Regions from separate parts of the Homo sapiens genome. Here all the other regions are linked to region 1. A link is an interaction called in ENCODE POLR2A ChIA-PET data of the cell type or tissue named here. Cell type or tissue: K562. All regions are shown on one strand. Region 1 has its middle 110 kb from the start of NEK6. Region 2 overlaps DENND1A (DENN domain containing 1A). Region 3 has its middle 27 kb from the start of NEK6.

Region 1 (5,000 bases):
TTTTTTTTTGAGACGGAGTCTCACCCTGTCACCTAGGCTGGAGTGCAGTGGCACAATCTCTGCTCACTGCAACCTCTGCTTCCCAGGCTCAAGTGATTCTCGTGCCTTAGTCTCTTGAGTAGCTGGGATTACAGATGTGTGCCACCACGTCTGGCTAATTTTTTTTGGATTTTTTTTTTTTTTGGCAGAGACAGGTTTTGCCATGTTGGCCAGGCTGGACCATAATCTATTAATTGTTCTTTTATTATTGTATGTATTTTAAGGTTGCTTCTATTCCTGATTTTTTTATGAAAATCACATCAATGGTATGTAATTGAATATACTTGTGCCAATATTTCTATTTTCTTAAACTCCAAGAAATAGAATCATGAACTACAGGATCTAAACTTTTAAAGCTCCTGATATATCATGTTCGATTGTGTTTGAGAGATAGTGTACCCATTTACCCTCTCTCCAATGTAGCAGACAGCCTGGATTATCATGTCCATACCAACGACATCAGTTAGGATACAGGCTAAACTGCCATAGCAAAAAGATCAGAAAACACAGTTACTCAAGCAAGCTGGACATTTCTTTCTTTTTCACATAAGAATCTAAAGCTAAGAAGCCCCAAGCTGAGGAGGCATTTCTCACTGAAAACATTCTGGGACTGTAGTTCCTTCATCTTCATCTGCCATCCCCTGGGGGACTGTCTCCAACTCTGTGATCAAAGGCCCTCCAGGTCCTCATTTGATTTTATTCTGCAAGAAAGGAGAGGGAAAGGCGGTAGAGAGAAGATGATTTTGTTTGGGGCAAGTGAACTGGATATTAGCCTCTCCAGATCCATGCTCTGTTCTGCTCTGTGCCTTGGAGCTGACCTCTATAGATTTCCTTGTCCTTTGGCTTCCAGTTTAGTTCAGCCAATGGAAGACATCAGTAAGAGATCAGAGGATGGAGTCAAGAGATCAGGGCACCAAGTGCTCTGGCTCACTCCTTGCTGGGAGTTGCCTGTGTCCCTTTACTGAAAGCCATAGCTCCTGGCCAGACACAGTGGCTCACGCCTGTAATCCTAACACTTTGGGAGACCGAGGTGGGTGAATCACCTGAGGTCAGGAGTTCGAGACCAGCCTGGACAACATGGCGAAACCCTGTCTTTACTAAAAACACAAAAATTAGCCAGTTGTGGTGGCAGGCACCTGTAGTCTCAGCTACTCAGGAGGCTGAGGTAAGAGAATCTCTTGAACCCGGTGGGTGGAGGTTGCAGTGAGCCAAGATCGCACCACTTCACTCCAGCCTGGGTGAAAAAGCGAAACTGTCTCAAAAAAAAAAAAAAAAAAAGAAAAGAAAAGAAAAGAAAAAGCCACAGCTCCTGTCGGATGGTCTGCTCCATGTCATCCTCTCTGAGCTTCTATTTGCTCCTTTCTCCAGTCTCTAAGGCCTGGAGAAGGTAAGAGCTCCCCGTTGATGCTCACCCGGGGGTACTGCATCACCTCCTGTTACTTTTCCTAAACCCTCTGCCTGCAGTGACTTCTGACACCAGCGGCTCATAGTCTGGCCAAATTTCGCAAGGGAAAGAGCACAGTCCTCTAGAAGACTCAGACATCAGCTGCAAGTTTGGGGTTTCCTAGACTACCCCCACTTCTAACCAGCTGACTACAAATCCAGGGATCCTCACTACTCCCTCAGGTTCAAACATTCTAGAATAATGTAACTGTGCAAGGGGTTCACCTTCCCCCTGCCTAGACAGAGCTGATTTCTCAAGACATGGGAATTGTAATAGAGAAAGAATAATTCACACAGAGCCGGCTGTGTAGGAAACTGGAGTTTTCTTATTACTCAAATCAGTCTCCCCGGGCATTTGGGGAGCAGAGTTTTTAAGGACAACTTGGTGGGTGGGGGGAAGCCAGTGAGCCAGGAGTGCTGATTGGTCAGGGAGGAAATTACAGAAAGTCAAAGCTGCCTTATTGTGCTGAGTCAGTTCCTGGGTAGGGATCATAAGATCAGATGAGCCAGTTTATTGTTCTGGGTGATGCCAGCTGATCCATCAAGTGCAGGGTCTGAAAAATATCTCAGCACTGACCTTAGGAGCAGTCTAGGGAGGGTGAGAATCTTGTAACCTCCAGCTGCGTGACTCCTAAACCATAATTTCTAATGTTGTGGCTAATGTTAGTCCTACAAAGGCAATCTAGTCCCCAAGCAAGAAGGTCTGCTTTGGGAAAGGGCTGTTAATGTCTTCGTTTTAAACTATAAACTATAAACTGGGTTTCTCTCAAAGATAGTTCAGCCTACACCCAGGAATGAACAAGGACAGTTTGGAGGTTAGAAGCAAGATGGGGTGCCAGGTGCAGTGGCTCACGCCTGTAATCCCAGCACTTTGGGAGGCCAAGGCAGGTGGATCACCTGAGGTCAGGAGTTCAAGATCAGCCTGGACAACATGGTGAAACCCCGTCTGTACTAAAAATACAAAAAATTAGCCAGGCATGGTGGTGCGCGCCTGTAGTCCCAGCTACTCGGGATGCTGAGGCAGGAGAATCTCTTGAACCTGGGAGGCGGAGGTTGCAGTGAGCCGAGATCGCGCCATTGCACTCCAGCCTGGTGCCAAAGAGATTCTGTCTCAAAAAAAGAAAAAAAGAAAAAAGAAAAAAGAAAAAAAAGAAAAAGAAAAAGAAAGAAACAAGATGGAGTTGGTTAAATTAGGTCTCTTTCACTGTCTCAGTCATAATTTTGCAAAGGCAGTTTCAATAACTCATAGAATTCAGGATAGCATGATACATATGATTAGCAAGAAGATACAAACCAGAATCAGCCAAAGAAAAAGATGCATAGGGCAAGGTCTGGAAGGGTCCCAAACATCAAGCTTCCATCATCCTCGGGGAGCCGTTACCCTCCCAGCACATCAATATGCATAGTATGGACAACCAGGGAAGCTCACTTAAATGACAGTGTCCAGACTTTCTATTGGGGCTTTATTTCATAGGCTGATTAAATCATGGCCATGAGGTTGAACTCAACCTTTACTCCCCTAGCTGTCCCCAGAGGTAGGGCTGATATCAGGTGACTCAAAGCCCCAGCCGTCTTATCAAACGGTTGGACTTTCTGGCATTGTCAGTCTCCACCCTGACCCTACCTTGTCTTCTGATTAGCATAAACTTCCTAGGAAGCATTAGTCACCTAAACCATCACGTGTGGCCCATGGGAGCCATCATGAATATCAAAGATACTTTTTTTACTCAGGAAGTTCCAGGGATTTGAAGATTACCTCCCAGGAACCAGGAGCCGAGGCCAGCAAATTCTTTTTGTTTGTTTTGAGAAAGGATCGAGTGAGGTGACTCATGCCTGTAATCCCAGCACTTTGGGAGGCTGAGGCAGGCAGATCACTTGAAGCCAGGAGTTCGAGACCAGCCTGGCCAACATGGTGAAGCCCATCTCTACTAAAAATACAAAAATTTGGCCGGGTGCAGTGGCTCACGCCTGTGATCCCAGCACTTTGGGAGGCCGAGGTGGGCGGATCACAAGGCCAGGAGATCAAGACCATCCTGGCTAACACAGTGAAACGCCGTCTCTACTAAAAATACAAAAAATTAGCCAGGCGTGGTGGCAGGCGCCTGTGGTCCCAGCTACTCGGGAGGCTGAGGCAGGAGAATGGCGTGATCCTGGGAGGCGGAGCTTGCAGTGAGCCGAGATTGCGCCACTGCACTCCAGCCTGGGCGACAGAGCCAGATTCCGTCTCAAAAAAAAAAAAAAAAAAAAAAGAAAGAAAAAAATATATACAAAAATTTGCCCGGCATGGTGGCACATGCCTGTAATCCCAGCTACTCAGGAGGCTGAGGCAGGAGAATCGCTTCAACCCAGGAGGCAGAGGCTGCAGTGAGCCGAGATCGAGCCACTGCACTCCAGCCTGGGTGACAGAGTGAGACTCAGTCTCAAAAAAAAAAAAAAAAAAAAGAAGAGAGAGAGAGGGAGAAAGGTTCTTGCTTTGTCACTCAGGCTGGAGTACAGTGGTGCAATCATGACTCACTGCAGCCTTGACCTCCTGGGCCAACAAATTATTTATTATATACTGTCCACACTGTCTCATGCGTCCGTGTGAAGAGACCACCGAACGGGCTTTGTGTGAGCAACAAGGCTGTTTATTTCACCTGGGTACAGGCGGTCTGAGTCCAAAAAAAGGAGTCAGCAAAGGTGGTGGGATTATCATTAGTTCTTACAGGTTTTGGGATAGGCGGTGGAGTTAGGAGCAATGTTTTGCGGGCAGGGGTTGGATCTCACAAAGTACATTCTCAAGGGTGGGGAGAATTACAAAGAACCTTCTTAAGGGTGGGGGAGATTACAAAGTACATTGATCAGTTAGGGTGGGGCAGAAACAAATCACAATGGTGGAATGTCATCAGTTAAGGCTATTTTCACTTGTTTTGTGGATCTTCAGTTGCTTCAGGCCGTCTGGATGTCTACATGCAGTTCACAGGGGATATGATGGCTTAGCTTGGGCTCAGAGGCCTGACACACACCTTTGTAAATTTTCCTTTTTTTTTAACTCTCCTCAAATTACTCAGTTTGAGGGTACCATCCCTTTCCTGCTGGGACCCCAACTAGCACAAATGAAACTAAAATGAAACACATCAATGTCTCACGTGTCCGTGTGAAGAGACCACCAAACAGGCTTTGTGTGAGCAACAAGGCTATTTATTTCACCTGGGTGCAGGCGGGCTGAGTCCGAAAAGAGAGTCAGCAAAGTGTGGTGGGATTATCATTAGTTCTTACAGGTTTTGGGATAGGCGGTGGAGTTAGGAGCAATGTTTTGTGGGCAGGGGGTGGATCTCACAAAGTACATTCTCAAGGGTGGGGAGAATCACAAAGAACCTTCTAAAGGGTGGGGGAGATTACAAAGTACATTGATCAGTTAGGTTGGGGCAGAAAGAAATCACAATGGCAGAATGTCATCAGTTAAGGCTGTTTTCACTTGTTTTGTGGATCTTCAGTTGCTTCAGGCCATCTGGATGTCTACGTGCAGGTCACAGGGG
Region 2 (5,000 bases), 590 kb after region 1:
CTCTTCTTCGCTGCAGGGCCTTTGCACACCACTCCCCGTACTTAGCACGCGGTGCTCACCCCTCTTTGCTGAGTTAACCACCCTCACCCATCCTTCAGATCTTAGTGCAAGCTTGTTGCCCTCCAGGAAGCCTTCCTTGACCTTCTTGACAAGCTCTGTTACAGGCTCGTCACAGTAGCAATGGCACATGCATTCCTGTTTTTCTCACTAGAATGTCAGCTGAATGAGGGCAAGACCCACGTGTGGTTTCATTGTATCCCTTGCATTCTCAACACCTAACATAGTCCTCGGTACATAGGAAATAATAAATATTTGCTGAGTGAATGGATAACTCGAGGTCACCACGTCGCACAATTCCTCTTATGGGGAACGCAGCGTGAAAGGTGTGCTCTGAAGCGTGGCATCTTGAGATGAATGAAGGGCATGTTAGAAATAGTCCGGGAAGCTTGATGTTGAGGGCAACAGCCACCATGTCACACAGTCTTTCCTACATTGTTTTTTATGTCTCACTTTTCAGGAAAATCTTTATTCCATTTGGCCAACGGGTTTGTTTGTAGTACGTGGACCTGTGGAGTCTCACAACCTTCATCTTTCCCTCCTTGCTTTGGCTACTAGGAGGCTTTTAAGTCAAATTTAAGCTCATTTCTAGCCACCATGTAAGACCTGGTGGCTTACATTTATATACCAAATGTATTACGTGCTTCTTTGCCCATTACCATCACTTCCGAGTTTTTTGTTTTAACCTCTTGAGTACATGTCTATTAGTATAAGCTGCCACACTTCCTTTAGAGTATGATGTGTGAGAAATATAAATAAGCCTTTATTCTAACATTTGTAAGTAGCTTTAAGAGGGGATAGAATGGGAACTGAAAGTCTGAGTTTGGGCCCAGACTACAAGACTTTGATTGGAATGTGGCCCATGTCTTGAGTTTGTTGCTAGGTATGTAGCCTAACCTCCCTGAGGCTGTTTTACCCTTGTAAGATGGGAACATTAATCCCTTCCTCACCGGATTGTTAAAATAACTAAATTGTAAAATGTATGCAAAAGTGCTTACCTGGCATGGAGTAAGTCATTAAAAATTGTTTTTGTTTTTATTAGACATGTTCTAATAGGAACAACATTCATTTAAATTTCAAAAACATGCCCTAATTCTGAACACTTTTTTTTTTTTGAGACTGAGTTTCTCTCTGTCGCCCAGGCTGGAGTGCAATGGCGCAATCTCGGCTCACTGTAGCCTCTGCCTCCCGGGTTCCAGTGATTCTCGTGCCTCAGCTTCCCAAGTAGCTGGGACTACAGGTGTGTGCCACTGCACCCAGCCTGAACACGTTTTTGTCCTCCCAGTAACTGAGGTATCAAATGGATCCTGCCATCCGTAGGATCTTCCAGGGCTCCATATGTAGTGGGCTTAGTCAGCCACCCTACTTTGACCCTGTCCTCAACCTGTGTTTTCCTTCTCTCCATCACCAGATCTCTTCCCTGAAGAACAGGCTGAAAAAGGTCTCCACAACCACTGGGGATGGTGTGGCCAGAGCGTTCCTCAAGGCCCAGGCTGCTTTCTTCGGTAGCTACCGAAACGCTCTGAAAATCGAGCCGGTGAGTAGCCTTGGCATGTCACAGAGCCTGTGTTTGGTCAGGGCTGAGAAGCATACCTCAGGGGCCACAAGAAATGCCATGATTCTTCTGGTTTCCAGATTCATCTAGAAGAGCTTGTGTGTGTTTGTGGTGGGGGACAGTGTACTCCCCTTGCCATACCTCTCAACACAAGGAGGCTGTGCTATCATGTGTGAGACCCTCACTGCTCTGGGGGCTGTTATGCCCTGTGCACCACCCTAGACAGTAAGCCCCAACCGCGTGTCAGATGCAGCGCCAGGCCCCTCACACTCACCTGCTCTCCCTGGGGCTTCACAGTGCACCTGTGCAGTAGCGGTGATCAGCTCCACTTTACAAATGAGGAAACCAAGACTCAGGGAAGAGAAACAACTTAGCCCGGAAAAGCCAGATGGCCCCGGAGCCCCTGCTTTCCCACTGGGCCTCGCCACCCCTGTTCTTTCACGGGACCGCTCCTCCACGCTTGAGAAAGCAGAGCCTCCTGGGTCTCACGCCTCATGGCTCCTGAGAGTGGTTTTGGTGTAAGTGACCACAATGAAGACCGGGAAGTGACCTTGCCCACCTCTGGCCCTTCCCCCTTTCTGGGCCTCGTTGACTTATCTATGTCCCCTGCCTGCCTCAGGAAGTGACTCGTGATTGCAAGGATGTGAAGACAGCAGGTCTTCTCTGAAACCAAGGGCAGTAGCAGTCCTCTTAGCTTCAGAGAGAAGTTCTTCTTTGCTGTTTCTCTCCTCGGCCTACTCTTGGCTTTCTGGTTGAGGAGAATGCAGGAACTGGCCTAGGGACCTGGGTCACCCTGCAGAGGGGAGAATGTTGGAGGGAAACCTTGCCGACAGGCCTGTTCTCCCAGGAGCACAGGGCTGCCTTCGTCTTGAACGGGTGAGTGACGCTGTCACACCCAGCCTAGTCGGAGTCAGAATCAGAGTTGGGTGTAAGGGACCAGCACTGGCTTCACTGCCTATAGGCCGGGGCTGTTTGTTTCTATTTTTACTTTAACCTATAGCATTTAATTAGATCAAATCACAAAAGATGAGGGGATGTGAGACAATGCATTCTTTATAGAAATTCTGATTGTGAGCAGGGGTCACGCTTCCTTGTAAGCCGCAATTATACATTGGTAAGTATCTTTACTGCTCTGACTCCGTCGTGTATTCAAGTAAAACACAAAGAGTAACAGCAAACACCTTGTTTCCCCATCACCCAGGACCTGCTCTCTGTGAAGTGGCCGGGGCAGTGGGTGCTCAGGGAGCAGCGTCCTAACCCCACCCTCCTACTCCTTTTTATCCATCTAGCACTTAGGCCTTACTCTCTAGGCTGCCTGAGCTTTGGGCAGTGCCATCGTCACTGTGTGCTCACATAGCAGAAGGGATACACTCTCTTTTTGCTTCCTGAGACATATTTCCCTTAGGTTTCTCGAAAGCCCTTCAGCTTAAAGCCAGTTCTTGATAGTGTCCTGCTAGTCTCAAAGTGACATGGCTCTGATTACTTGTCACGATCTTGGGTCCAGCCAAACCAATCAGGTTCAAAGCAGTGACAGCTGGCACAATTCAAGGAAAATACAGTTGTCTTCCCCCCTTTAAAATGGGAATGAATAGGACAACTGGCCCAATCCTTTGCTTGGGTTGCTGGGAATGGACAGACTTGAAGTATTTTCACTCTTGCAGTGATCTCATTGTTGGCCTGTGTGCATCTGGAATCCAAAGGCAGCTGAAGTTCGGGACATATTGCTGCTGCAGGATCTGGGCACAGGCTCCTCCACGGGAGGAGTTTATCGTTGTACTTGCACAAGGTGCTGGAAGGCACTGGATTTAAGGACAGAAGCCCTGGAGTTTCAAGCCTGGCTCTGCACTTCTTAGCTGTCTAAAAGTTGAGCAAGCCATTTAATCCATTTAAACTTCAGTTTCTTCATCTGTGAAATGAGGATAAGCCTGCCTGTCCTTCCTGAGGATCAATTGAGCCATAACACATTTCATCAGGAAGGTGAAACTTGAACTGGGTCTGATGAGTAAGGTTTGGGAAAAGAAAGAAGGGAGCATCCCTTCCTAGAGTGAGGGTGGAGGTAACTGAGGAAGCAAAGGCTTGGAGACAGGGCCCCTCATAGCCAGTGAGTGCGCCATTTTCTTTGGAGCAATTGGGTGGGGAGATGGGGCTGCAGGAGAGGATAGAGCCAAATTTGGCGGAGCCTTGGATGCTACGCTAAGAGAGTGAACTTTACCCTGTGAGGAGTGTAAGTTTTTGAGCAGAAATGTGACATGACTGAAGTTGCCTTTGAGCAGTAGTACAGTGATGGACTAAAAGGAGAGCTGGAGGCAGAGAAACCAGTTAGAGGAGTGTTATGGGAACTCAGAAGAGAGCCCCGGGTGGCTCCACCAGGAACAGGGACCATGAAGGAGGAAGTAGCAAGACTCCGCAATAGATCAAATATGGGAGATGAACAGCAAGAAGTGTCAAAATGTCTCCCAAGATTTGGAGCCTAGGAGAGGATGAAGACACCCCTAGTTGCAAAAGGAAATGCTTAATGCCAAGGTGTTCACAGTAGCAGCATTTCTAATGGTAAAACACTGGAGTATACTGAGTATCCATGTTAGGTAACTGGTGAAATAAATTAAAGTCTGTCTTATGATAGTTTTAATGGCTATGTAATATTCTATCAGCTTAGAGATAACATGATGGATTTAGATGGAGACATGGCACTTGTCCTTGAATGTAAGATGCTGTTCAGTCATAAGATGTACTATTAGTTTATGTACCATTAAGAAAGGGAAAAGAGTGGTGCCAATTATAATCGAAGGATGCCACCAATTATAAGACACATCCAGATTTCAGAAATGTTACAATGGGAAGTAATTTTCATCTTAGAATCAATGAAATATGGCAGACCTGTCAGCCTTTCAATCCTGTTCATCTGAACCACAATGGCTTTCTTCCATAAGGTGGAGAAGGAAACCAGAAGGCCTGGAATTTTCCAACCAAGCTTCAAGTCGTGGTCATCACCATGTCACCTAGATGGTTTTTAAACTATAGATTTAATTTTGGCAAATTCCCCTCTTCTAAAATATGATGTAACAACATTCCCCATGTAAGATTGCTTGGGGCAGCCAGGCATGGTGGCACATTTAAGACCAGCCTGGGCAACATAGAGAGACCCCATCTCTACAAAAAATAAATTAGCTGGATGTAGTATCACATGCCTGTGGTCCCAGCTACTTGGGAGGCTGACAGGAGGACCACTTCAGCCCAGGAGTTTGAGGCTGCAGTAGGCCAAGATGGTGCCACTGCATTCCAGCCTGGGCAACAGGGTGAGACCCTGTCTTTTAAAAATGTTGAGCGGATTAGTTTAAAATAATGACTGCAAAGTACATATGAGCCCAAGAAATAGGGAGGAGGCGTT
Region 3 (5,000 bases), 86 kb before region 1:
GTGAACCTGGGAGGTGGAGCTTGCAGTGAGCCTAGATGGCACCACTGTACTCCAGCCTGGGCGACAGAGTGAGACTCCGTCTCAAAAAAAAAAAAAAAAAAAAAAAATTAACTGCTAGTTTCTCAAACTAAAAGAGAGAAAAAGTAATGTTTTCCCTCTTTTTTTAAACTTGTATTTTTGGTTTGGGGGTACATGTGAAGGTTTGTTACATAGGTAAACATGTGTCATGGGGGTTTGTTGTACAGGTTATTTCATCACCCAGCTATGAAGCCCAGTACCCAATAGTTATCTTTTCCGCTTCCCTTTGTTTCTTCTTGAGAACTTTGCTAGTTTGTGTCTTTCAAGGAATATGCCCACTTCATCTAAGTTGTCAAATTTGTGGTCATAACTTTGGGCACAATACTTCCTTATTATCTTTTTAATGGTCACAGGATGTGTAGGGATGCCCTCTCTTTCTTTCTTTTTTTTTTTTTTTTTTTTTTTTTTTGAGACAAGGTCTTGCTCTGTCACCCAGGCTGGAGTGTAATGGCGCTATCATAGCTCACTGCAGCCTTGACCTCCTAGACTCAAGGGATTCTCCCACCTCAGCCTCCCAAGTAGCTAAGACTACAAACATGAGCCACCACACCCAGCGAATTTTTTTACTTTTTGTAGAGACAGGGTCTCGCTGTGTTGCCCAGGCTGGTTTTGAATTCCTGGCTTTAAGCAATCCTCCTGCCTCAGCCTCCCAAAGTGTCAGGATTACAGGCAGAGCCACTGCACCCAGGCTTTCATTTTTCTTGTTGGTAATTTGTGTCTTTTTTTTTTTCTTTGAGATGGAGTCTTGCTCTGTCGCCCAGGCTGGAGTGCAGTGGCACTGTCTCGGCTCACTGCAAACTCCACCTCCTGGGTTCAAGCAATTCTCCTGCCTCAGCCTCCCGAGTAGCTGGGACTTCAGGCACACGCCACCACATCTGGCTAATTTTTTGTATTTTTAGTAGAGACGGGGTTTCACTACATTAGACAGGATGGTCTCCATCTCCTCCCCTCGTGATCCTCCCACCTCGGCCTCCCAAAGTGCTGGGATTACAGGCATGAGCCACTGCACCTGGCCCGTGACTTTCTCTTTTCTACTGATTGAAGATGAAGTTTATCAATGTTGTTGATGTTTTCAAAGAGGCAGCTTGTGGTTTCATTTATTTTCTCTCTTGTTTTTCTGTTTTCTAGTCATTGATTTCTACTCTTATCTTATTATTTCTTTCTTTCTACCTGCTTTGGGTTTAATTTGCTCTTCTTTATCTAGTTCCTAAAGGTGGAAGCTTAGCAAATGTATTTATTTTGGGACTTTCTTCCTTTTGAATAAAGCCATTTAATGTTATAACTTTCCCTTTATTGTATTGCTTTATCTGTATCACATAGGCTTAGATATGTTACATTTTCATTGTTATTCAGCTCAAAATATTTTCTAGTTTTCTTTGTGATTTCTTTCTATATATATATATATATATATATATATATATATATATATATATATATACTTTTTTTTTTTTGAGACTGAGTCTTGATCTGTCAATCAGGCTGGAATGCATTGGCACGATCTTGGCTCACTGCAACCTCCGCTTCCTGGGTTCAAGCAATTCTTGTGCCTCAGCCTCCCCAGTAGCTGGGATTACAGGCATGTGCCATCACACCTGGCTAATTTTTGTATTTTTTGTAGAGACAGGGTTTCACCAGGTGGGCCAGGCTGATCTCGAACTCCTGACATTAAGCGATCTGCCTGCCTCGGCCTCCCAAAGTGCTGGGATTACAGGCATGAGCCACCGCACCTGGCTTTCTTTCTATATATTCTTTGTTGATGTATACAGGCATACTAAAAGTTTTTTAAAATCCACAGGTGAAAAGGATGCATAACAACTTCTAGATGGGTCTTATTGCTGGGAGTGAAGGGTAGATGGAAATGGGATAAGAAAAGCGGTAGATATTAACAATGCTCACCACCATGTCAGTTCTCTTCTGAGCACATGAGAGGATTATACTTCACTTCCCCTTCGAAGCTGGACATGGACACATGACTTGCTTTAGCCAATGAAATGTGAGGAGAACTGACACATGCCGCTTCCAAATGGAAACATCTAAGAGCCAGCACCTGAGTCTTCTTGCTCCCTTCCTTACCTGGTGAATCTTGAAGCCTTTTGCTGAGATCACAGCATCATAAATAGTGGAGCATCCCTCAGACTGGGTTCCTAAGAGACTACAATGAACATAGCCCAATGTAGTCAACCCTCACTGGATCGAGAATGCGATAGAAGCAGACCTTTGTTGTTTAAAGCAACTGAAATTTGGGGTTTGTTTGTTACTACAGCATAACCTAGCCTTTCCTGGCTAACATGGGGACCTTTGATTATATTTGTAAGTTTTTTGTTTGTTTGTTTGTTTGTTTGTTTTTTGAGACAGAGTCTCGCTCTGTTGCCCACGCTGGAGTGCAGTGGCGTGATCTTGGCTCACTGCAACCTCTGCCTCCTGGTTCAAGCAATTCTCCTGCCTCAGCCTCTTGAGTAGCTAGGATTACAGGCACATGCCACCACACCCAGCTAATTTTTGCCTTTTTAGTAGAGACGGGATTTTGCCATGTTGGTCAGGCTGGTCTCGAACTCCTGACCTCTTGATTTGCCCACCTCGGCCTCCCAAAGTGCCGTGGTATGAGCCACCGCGCCCAGCCAGTTTTTATTTTTTTACGAGCCTAAAGTTTCATTTTTTAACAGGGGTAGCGGGTACATGAGTATTTGTCATATAATTTTCTACACCTCCCGTATGTTTTAAGTAACTGTTTAAAAAAATTTATTTGTATATTTTTTGAAGACAGAATCTCTCTCTGTCACCCAGGCTGGAGTGCCATGACCTGATCACCACTCACTGCAACCTCCGCCTCCCAGGATCAAGCGATTATGGTGCCTTAGCCTCCCAAATAGCTGGGATTACAGGTGCACACCACCATGCCTGGCTAATTTTTGTATTTTTCATAAAGATAGGGTTTTGCAATGTTGGCCAGGCTGGTCTCAAACTCTTGGCCTTAAGTGATCCTCTTACCTCGGCCTACCAAAGTGCTGGGATTACAGACGTGAGCCACTGAGCCTGGTCTGTTTTAAGTAACGTTTAAAGGAAAAACAACATTAGAGGAGAGGGAGAAGAGAAGAAGGAGGAGAAGGCACCTGGGGAGGTGGGTCCTTTTTTCTATTCCCCAAGTCGTTTCTCCATCTATCCTCTGGGTTTGGGAAGTCAGTGGGGAAAGGTTTGACTGTTTCTCCAGCCAGATAATCATCTATGAGCAGTGGCCCCTCACCCTCACTCTGCTTGTCACCATCTGGTACATTACATATTTAGTGTATGGTTATTGTCTCTCTCCCCTTGAGAAGAGGGACTTTATTTTATAACCCCAATGCCTAGAACAATGCCTGGCACACAGAAGTCACTCAACACCTGCTTTTTTTTTTTTTTTTCTTTTTTTTTGAGATGGAGTCTCGCTCTGTCCAGGCTGGAGTGCAGTGGCCCAATCTAGGCTCACTGCAACCTCCACCTCCCAGGTTCAAGCAATTCTCTGCCTCAGCCTTCTGAGTAGCTGGGATTACAGGCGCCCGCCACCACGCGTGGCTAATTTTTATATTTTTAGTAGAGTTGGGGTTTCACCATCTTGGCCAGGCTTGTCTTGAATGCCTGACCTTGTGATCCACCCACCTCGGCCTCCCAAAGTGCTGGGATTACACGCATGAGCCACCATGACCGGCCAATACCTGCTTATTAAATGAGCACGTGCAAAAGATCGCCTCCCTCACCCATGTCTGCCTAGGGAGGACAGTGACCACGTTCTGTCCCTATTCCATGTTCCTTCTCACTTGCCTTTCCCCCAGAGTGAACACCCAGTGGAACTGATGAAAGTGTAAGCAGCTCTTTACTCAAAGGTCCAGATATTTGGCTAGGCATGGTGGCTCATGCCTGTAATCCAGCACTTTGGGAGGCCGAGGTGGGTGGATCACCTGAGGTCAGAAGTTAGACCAGCCTGGCCAACATGGTGAAACCTCGTCTCTACTAAAAATACAAAAATTAGTTGGGTGTGGTGGTGGGCCCCTTTAATCCCAGCTACTTGGGAGGCTGAGGCAGGAGAATCGCTTGAACCCAGCAGGGGGCAGAGGTTGCAGTGAGCCAAGATCATGCCATTGCACTCCAGCCTGGATGACAGAGCAGATTCATCTACCAAAAAAAAAAGTCCAGATATTTGTTCCAACACCATGTTTCTGTGTTTTGTGTGTGCATATGCATGTGTGAGTCTGTCCGTCTGGGGCTGGGATGAGGGGACTAGGGGCTGTGCCCCTCATGCAGCCATTTCCTTCTACTCTATTCCCTGCCCAGGTAGGAGTCTGGTTAAGTGCACCCCGAGAAGCATGGAGAGACCCCAACTCCCCATCGGGGCCACCCTTCAGCCTCCGGGAGGGGCCTGGAACTCGGCTTTCTCCAGGAGATTTGGGGAACATGTTACCGGGGTCCTTCAGCGGCCTCTCATCCACTTCTTGGCTGCAGAAATTCCCTGGCCACCTGGGCACGGAGACACTCTGGCTCCACCAGCCCACGCAGAAGCCTGAACTCATGTAATTAGACATAATGACACATGGCGGGAGCTTCCAGAATCTCACAATCTAATGACACACCCACCTCCCAACCCACCTCAGGGGCCAGCAGAGCTCCTAATTAGGTCTGGCGCCAGCAGGTGGGAGATCCAAGGGTTGGGGGAGCAAGGAGAGAATCCTGGCCTTGGGGTTTGTCAACCTGTGTGCCAAGTCCAGTTTGATTACTTTTTGACTATGAGGCGCTGGGCAAGTCAATTCACTTCTTCAAGCCTCCATTTTCTCATCTGTAAAATGGGGTTTTGTATTTACACCACAAAGTGCTGTTGTGAGGAGTGTGAGTTCCCTCCTGCTGGGAGGCTGTCAGTGGGTGGGTCTGGGGGAGACTGGCCTGCCATGCCCAAG

The links. Peaks named below come from ENCODE experiments on the same cell type or tissue, not always from the same donor. Only the 100,000 strongest peaks of a DNase experiment are listed, where the experiment ranks them.
Region 2: POLR2A ChIA-PET joins it to region 1 with 5 read pairs; 1 of 35 experiments calls an interaction of 5 or more read pairs at or near these places.
Region 3: POLR2A ChIA-PET joins it to region 1 with 8 read pairs; 4 of 35 experiments call an interaction of 5 or more read pairs at or near these places.

Annotation. Positions count from the first base shown.
Region 1 is chr9:124,143,064-124,148,063 of GRCh38, reverse strand. No RefSeq gene overlaps it. Among named protein-coding and RNA genes, the nearest start is that of NEK6, 110 kb to the left of the region's middle. RefSeq lists enhancers at 2,871-3,444, 3,445-4,020, 4,021-4,594 and a silencer at 4,980-5,000. In K562, no CTCF peak of the experiment used is centred here; a DNase peak (open chromatin) is centred at 3,063.
Region 2 is chr9:123,554,164-123,559,163 of GRCh38, reverse strand. DENND1A (DENN domain containing 1A) reads left to right here. Exons shown (of 24, transcript NM_001352964.2): 13 at 1,469-1,594. Among named protein-coding and RNA genes, the nearest start is that of MIR7150, 71 kb to the right of the region's middle. In K562, no CTCF peak of the experiment used is centred here; a DNase peak (open chromatin) is centred at 2,213.
Region 3 is chr9:124,228,572-124,233,571 of GRCh38, reverse strand. No RefSeq gene overlaps it. Among named protein-coding and RNA genes, the nearest start is that of NEK6, 27 kb to the left of the region's middle. In K562, no CTCF peak of the experiment used is centred here; a DNase peak (open chromatin) is centred at 2,031.